Regions from separate parts of the Homo sapiens genome. Here regions 1 and 3 are each linked to region 2. Evidence: chromatin loops called from intact Hi-C (ENCODE). Cell type or tissue: PC-3. All regions are shown on one strand.

What was found. Hi-C counts contacts between places; a loop is a spot of excess contacts. Peaks named below come from ENCODE experiments on the same cell type or tissue, not always from the same donor. Only the 100,000 strongest peaks of a DNase experiment are listed, where the experiment ranks them.
Region 1: a loop joins it to region 2, with 7 times the contacts of the local background. A loop is called at or near these places in 2 of 110 quality-filtered maps.
Region 3: a loop joins it to region 2, with 7 times the contacts of the local background. A loop is called at or near these places in 2 of 110 quality-filtered maps.

Annotation. Positions count from the first base shown.
Region 1 is chr21:23,835,570-23,838,069 of GRCh38, reverse strand. The region is part of intron 1 of LOC105372750 (a long non-coding RNA gene); the gene reads right to left. Among named protein-coding and RNA genes, the nearest start is that of D21S2088E, 450 kb to the right of the region's middle. In PC-3, no CTCF peak of the experiment used is centred here; a DNase peak (open chromatin) is centred at 1,169; H3K27ac peaks cover 702 bases.
Region 2 is chr21:23,949,899-23,952,398 of GRCh38, reverse strand. No RefSeq gene overlaps it. Among named protein-coding and RNA genes, the nearest start is that of LINC01689, 370 kb to the left of the region's middle. In PC-3, no CTCF peak of the experiment used is centred here; a DNase peak (open chromatin) is centred at 938; H3K27ac peaks cover 1,813 bases.
Region 3 is chr21:24,022,614-24,025,113 of GRCh38, reverse strand. No RefSeq gene overlaps it. Among named protein-coding and RNA genes, the nearest start is that of LINC01689, 300 kb to the left of the region's middle. In PC-3, no CTCF peak of the experiment used is centred here; a DNase peak (open chromatin) is centred at 1,503; H3K4me3 peaks cover 419 bases; H3K27ac peaks cover 1,178 bases.

The sequences.
Region 1 (2,500 bases), 110 kb after region 2:
TTTCTGCTTTGATACACGGTAACATCATAATTGAACTATTTTTAGGATGTTATAAAACAACTTCCTGAAAATGCAGCTGTATCTTTATTATGTGTCAAACATGTGTGTGCTTTTTGTATTTAAATGGTAGATTGTTTTAAGTAACTATTTTCTGTAACATTTTAAGATGAGTTACCCTGTGAATGTTTTTATTTGTTTGTCTTATCGACTCAAATATTTTTATAAGGTAACTCCACTAAGAGTCTCTAACCACCAGAAATTATTTATGTACAGCTTTTTCATAGCAGTAGAGCATGTGCCAGCATAGCATGCAAATAACATCAATAACCCATGTGTTAAATAAATATTCAGCACGTGCTCACTTTGTCAGATCCTAGATACACAACGGAAACCCAAACACAGAACAGCATGAAGCTTCTAGTCCAATAGACAATTTTTAATTGCCTAGGTTTTAACAATAAAAATGTGGAGAGAATAAATGCAAGATAACTGAGATAATCAAGTTTTTCTGAGGCAATTTGAAAAAAAAATCCTTAGATTATGATTGTGATTTTCTGTTTGGCTAAGTTATGTGGTTGACACTTGAGAGCAAAGAATCATGCACTCTAGAATCTAATAATATTTCTGAAATCTGGGAGAGGTAGTAAATGACAGGGCCAGGAGACAACGGTTTTCTTGGAAAGCCAGACAGATGAATTTAAGATTATATATAAAAATTAGCTGAATTTAATGTGAGGTTCTCAGATGAAAAACAAGGATTTAGGCCGGGTGCAGTGGCTCACACCTATAATCCCAGCACTTCGGGAGGCCGAGGCGGGCAGATCACGAGGTCAGGAGATCGAGTCCATCCTGGCTAACACGGTGAAACCCCGTCTCTATTAAAAATACAAAAAAAAAAAAAAATAGCCAGGTGTGGTGGCAGGTGCCTGTAGTCCTAGCTACTCGGGAGGCTGAGGAAGGAGAATGGCGTGAACCCTGGAGGCGGAGCTTGCAGTAAGCCGAGATTGCACCACTGCATTCCAGCCTGGGTGACAGAGCGAGACTCTGTCTCAAAAAAAAAAAAAAAAAGGAAAAACAAGATTTAACACAAATAGAGGGAAGAGTAGCAGTATTGGTTAAAAAGTATCCTGACAATTTATGGACAACAAACCCAATACAAGGCCACAGTGAGTCATGTTAACAACATGAATCATCATAAGTCATACTGCCTAAAAAGCCATTTTGAACTTGGTTACACTGATAGACATGTAAAATGAGAAAAGCGACAGAAGCCCAGGACAAAGAAAGTGACAGTATACTGCCTGTCATTTGGCCGAATCTGTTTGTTCCATTCAAGTCACCAGACTTTAAGAAAGATATTGACAAAGTGGAAGACATTCAGAGCTGAGGAGACTAAAATTATGAAGGGAATTGACAACATGACAGATGAAGCCTCCTCAAAGAAACTGTGGATATTGAATCTCTAGAAGAGAAAACTCAAGGGGAATAAGAGAGTTCTCCTTAAATAGACCAAGTGCTTTCATGTGCAAGAGGCCTTTGATTTGTTCCTTATAGCCCTGATGCTTCAAACTGGAATGAAAAAGATGAAACTCCAGGGAACACAGTTTTAGCTAAATGTAAAGAGAAATTTTCCACCACTCAGAGCTGTCCACGGATAACTCTGACTGCCTCTAGAGAAGCAGAACCTTAAGCCATAATATTGTCTGCATCACTGAAAGTTTTCAGGCACAGCCTAGGTGAGCACATGTCTGGCATTTTGTTAGATAGGTGATTCAACATCAGATGGAAACTGGACTAGATGCCCCTGAAGATCTCTTATCCCTTACCACTCTAGAGCTATACAAAGTATATATTTTATTTTTTTCGCCAGGGAGCACACACAGGCATTCATCCTCCTAACTAAATTTTTTTTTTTTTTTTTTGAGACGGACTCTAGCCTTGTTGTCCAGGCTGGAGTGCAGTGGTGTGATCTCAGCTCACTGCAACCTCCGCTTCCCGGGTTCAAGTGATTCTCCTACCTCAGCCTCTCAAGTAGCTGGAATTACCAGTGCCCTCCACCATGCCTGGCTAATTTTTGTATTTTTAGTAGAGACAGGGTTTCACCATGTTGGCCAGGCTGGTGTGGAACTCCTGACCTCAGGTGATCCCCCTGCCTCAACCTCCCAAAGTGCTGGGATTACAGGCGTGAGCCACCATGCCCAGCCACTACATTTCTTTAACAGTAAAGTCTTTGACTTTTTTTCTCTTTACACGTTTAATTGTATAACATTAAAATATTTTTAATTAGCAAGCTCGCATGAGGAACATTTTCATATTTTACATATAAAATATAACTATAATTCATCTCATGAAAAGTTAATAAATTTTAAATATGTTTAGCCATATGTCAAGAATGTTGTGTTTAGCAACTGTTAGCATAAAGGAAGTATTTAAATAATTTCAATGGTAATGCAAAAATATTTTAGTCCCAATCATAGAACTCAATGAGTTTGCCACAAAG
Region 2 (2,500 bases):
TGTCAAAGCAGGTCCAGATGTCAATCACTGCACCATTTTCCCCAATACAGAGCAGGACTTTTTGGTTTGAACCCAGCTCCAGTCAGTGTATTGCTCTGTGCCTCACTGCTTTGCAGAGATCCTAGCTACAAAATATGGCAACGGTGATGGATACATGGCAGATGGACACATTGCCAAAACATCCAAAGCTCTTCTTGCTTCTGTGTTAACAGAGAAAGGAAGAGGAACAAATGCCAGCAATAAACAGTTCTCAGGTAGGAAAAATAAACACTGAAGAAAAACTGTATCTTGGCAGAACAGATGATCAAGAAAGTAAAACATCTAATGATAAAATGCTATGTCCAGATGGCATTTATCTCTGACTTCTCAAGGAAAATAATATTGATGGGTAGAAAAAATTACCATTTCCATAGATAATTTAATTCCGGCTGAAATCTTGAGAGGTAGACATTGCAGAAAAATCAAAACAAAAAAACCTCAAAAAATTATCTTAGGAGATAATGTGAAAAATGTAAGGATTATAGGCCTTTTTTGTCTAAATTGTGAAAACATAACTATGCATATTTACTTACTATGTAAGATCAAATTTAATTATGTCTATTTAATTTTGTTTTACTCCACAGTAAAATAATAACCAATATCATAGTGTTTTTCACCAACTATTTCTGGTTCAGAACTTAGACATAAGAAAGAGTTGTTTTCCACCCTGCTAGGAGTTTTTTTAGTAGAAAATAATTCATGCCTATCACAAACTTATTGATTAAGAAATTAAGCACATCCTGTGTGACTGTCCTGGGAGAGGACTTGTGGAAGTTTGTGCATAGTTTTCCTCTGGGTTTTGACCCATGCACTTTTTCCTTTGTTGATTTTGCTTTGTATCTTTTTATTGTAATAAATCATGCCCATGTGAGTCCTGTGACTCACATGTGAGTATATGCTGAGTCCTGTGAGTTCTCCTAGCAATGACTGAACTTTGGTGTTGGCCTTGTAAACTCACACATGATGTCACTTCAAGATTGATAGCATTAAAAGTAAGTTCATGACTTGGTATGTCCCCTTTTCTGTCCTGTAAATTACTAATGCATGGGTTGATGCCTCCTTCAGCATGGGAATTTGAGCATTTTGTAAAGCACAATGGCATCTTTGCAAGGAGCAAGGATACCTTTGTTGTTCTAAATCACTGAGATTTTGGTGTTATTAATTCAGTATAAATGTTCTATCTGATTCAAATATGAATTAATGAAGTCAGGATAGTCATAGTATGCCTACTGGTGTCTTCAAGTCAATTGGTTTGAGACCATAGTAAACAAATTGTGTAGAATATTGTACAAAACAACTGGACAGTTGCAAAGCACCTAGAAGTGATATGTCTTGTTTGGAAGGACTACATATGCTAATAAAGACTAGAGGGTATCATTTTCTTTTCTAGTATCATTATATCTGATCTTCACTAAAAGGTCTAACAATTTTCTGAGGCCAATGCATCATATTTCATAACATCAAGCTTGGGATGCATTTAGTTTAAGGTTAGTGGGCTAACCAAGGGAACTCACAGATGTGAATAAAGCCTGAATCTAGATGAATAAGTTGGGTCTTGGGTCTACATGTGGGGATCTGAGCCCAGAGATTTGATGCTAATCCAGGACAGCAGGTCATGAAGATTAGAGAGAGAAAGAGAGAACATCAGAATGTAGCTTCATAACATTGCCAACCAAGTCAAATATGCTCACCCATTGGGAGTCAAAGTGACAGAAAAGTACATGCCAACATTACAGTAGACCTGCAGGAAGCTTCCAGGAAGCCTAGTGTAGCTGTCAGTAGCATAACAGGAGAGGAGTTTGAGGACAGGAAAACCACACATCACAGAACTAGGGAAGGGTTTCTCAACCGTAATGCTTTGTTGTAGAGGGTTGTGCTCTGCATTGTAAGATGTTTAGAAGCATTTCTGGACTCTACTCAGTAGAAGCCATTAGTATCCTTGAGTTCTGGCAACAATAATAACACCCAACTTTGCCAAATATCCTCCGGGGGGAAAATTAGTCCCAGTTGCAAACCACTGGACTAGAGCATAAGGCAGAAAACTCATATTCTAAGAAAGAAGCAAGGCAAATACGATCTGCTTAGAAGTTAGGGTACCTGGGCACAAGGGCAAAACACTAGTACAAAGGAAATGGGTAGTGGAAAAAATCCCATTCATTGGAGTACAAATTTGAGGCTGGAATACAAGATTTATTTTCACCAACAAAGAGCCAAATCCAGGAACAACAGACTTACTATACTGTCCTGAGACAGATATTATCTTTAATTTAAATTTAAAACATTTCATTAAAAAATTAAAGATAGTAATTTTTTAAATATAGAGCAACTAGGTAGCCTGTTGTGCTTTCTCTCCTTTATTGTGTGTGTGTGTGTCTGTGTGTGCACGTGCATGTGCTCATATGCATAGAGGGAAGAACAGGTCTAGAGGCCTCCAGTAAGAAAATTCTCTTTGCTGATCTTG
Region 3 (2,500 bases), 73 kb before region 2:
CTATGTTGCAGTCTGATTTGCTTGTTACTCAGCATTTCACTGCAAAGCTATCTTTATCACTTTGTCAAAAATAGAATAAGTAGGATTTTTTCACAGATAAGTGGTTACCTAATAAATGACATTCTGCATACAGTTCCTTTAAACGGAAGCAAAAATACGATTACTAAAAGTTGGAGCCAAGTTGGAAATTGCAGGGAAAATAGAAAAGCTTCGTATAACCAATCCTCCTTGCCAGCTGCCAAAATAATGGAAACACTGCCAGACAAACAGAATCACATTAAATATAATCCTAAATCTAAGAGGAAACTAAAACTACACACATGAGTTTGGATTAGCTATTGAACATTATTATAATCTTACAATTAAAGAAAATTTTGGTATTCATATAGAACATTAGCAAGAAAGGTAAAAATTCAAAACCAATATTACTTATTGCTTCATGGTTTATATCATTCAGATAACCCACGAAGTGAGAAATAATATTGATGAATTTTCATGTTTTATTTAATACTCATTTCCTTAGGTGTTAGGAAAATATATAAACTCCTAGTATAATATTTTTGAAAAATATTACTAAAGGGTTTTCAGTGTAATATTTTGAACCTGGCTGTATGTTTTTGGTCTATACAATTATTTTTTATAATAATAACCTAAAAAACACTATAATTTAAAATACAGGCTTTTTTTGTTATACTAACCATTGCTTTAGATAATTTGTGGATGCTTAATGAATCGCATTTAGGAATGTCATTTCTAATGGCTTTAAACTGATTTTACTTATTTATAAATCAAATAAACCAGGTTAAATTCATAGAATTGTAGCACTGTGAGAACTCTGTCAATTTTCCCAAGGACCCTTTTATTTTGCAGATGAGAAATTTGTAAGTATGGAAAGGTCACTCAGAAAGCTTTGCAAACAGAAGTGAATTATTCACCATGGTAGCAGGACTGGCAGGAAGTTCCAGGTCTCCTGATTCCAGTCCAGACTTACCTCTCAGTGCCATGCTGCCTTTCTGTGAGAAACATACCTGATTCACTCTCAGTGTAATAGATTTCTTTAGCGATAATCCAGAGAACAACCTGGACCCTAAGGAAAACCAGTGAGTGTTGATCTCTATTTGCATCTGGTGAAGTAACACTGGACTCAGAGGTGGAGGATGCTACAGATTGATATAGAAAAATGGATTTCTAAGACCATTAAGGGGTGAGCCAATACAATGTTCAAGTCACTTATTGAATTCTTTTATTGGTTTTCCTTGTAAGGAAAATTGAAGTATCCTTCCAAAGAAAGCCATATCATAAATGAGGCATGATGCCCAGCAAGGGACATATATTTTTAAATAAGACTGGTTGGGATTGCTACTAGCGAGGACACCTGAGAATGGCATAAAGATGAAAAGCACAGCACAGTGTTGACAGAATGTTACCTCTCCATCAGTAACACAATTTGAGTTTTGTGCTTTGTTTGCATTTGGCTGACTGTGCTAGTTCAGTCCATTTTCACCCCCCTTCTCCTCAATATAATTAAATCAATTTTATATGCTGAGTGTGTGATGACTCAGTGTAGTTGTTTTTGCTGCCAGTGGAAACGGTTTGCTCTCTATATTTCATGCGGATTCTCTTTCTATTAACAAAAATGGAATTTTCAGGCTTATTACAAGATTAAATTCCTGATAGAATTAAAGGTGGTTGATCCTTTCTTACCATTTCCAAAACAATTTTTCTCTTGGGAGCTACCATTCTGAAAGCTAGAACTCCAAACCACAATTTCTTTCTGAATTAAGTTTATTTACCCATTGGGAAAAAGTTTAGAAGTACATCACCAAAATTAACGGAGGGCTTAAATGATGTAAAACTGAATTATTCGAAATGGATGAAAAAATCTTACATAATGGTGTACATAATCCCTTCAAAGTATTTAAGAGATGTGAGGCGCTAAATGACCTGTGACCCCAGGAACACTACTGTCTAAGATTTTAATACAATGACCCAGGATGCTAACCTTGTAAAGCAATGATTTCTTTTCTATTGTCTTTCAATGTTAAAGATGCAAAGTAAAATTTTAAGGGGCTGAGAGATTGGTTCCCTTCTATCTCATAGCAAATATATTAAAATAGTGTTAATTTATTGTTCACATACGAATTGAGTCTCTAGTCAATTTTTCTTATGGGATATAATAGCAGTCCATCAACAGCCACTGAAACTAATTAAAATAAATAAATACTGTTTACTCTTACTTTATTTCTTTTTAAAAATCTGTTCTCCCTTTGAAACAGGGTTGATTTTTCAGTTTTCTGTTTATGTGCATGACAAAGATAGATCTCTTTTTATGAGAGAATATCTTAAAAATTCATGGTTAAAACCATGTCTGGAGGGATCCGGGCATGATGGCTCATGCCTGCAATCTCAGCACTTCGGGATGCTAAGATGGGTGGATCCCTTGAGTGTAGGAGTTAAAGACCAGCCTTGGTAACATGGCAAAACCTGGTCTCTACTAAAA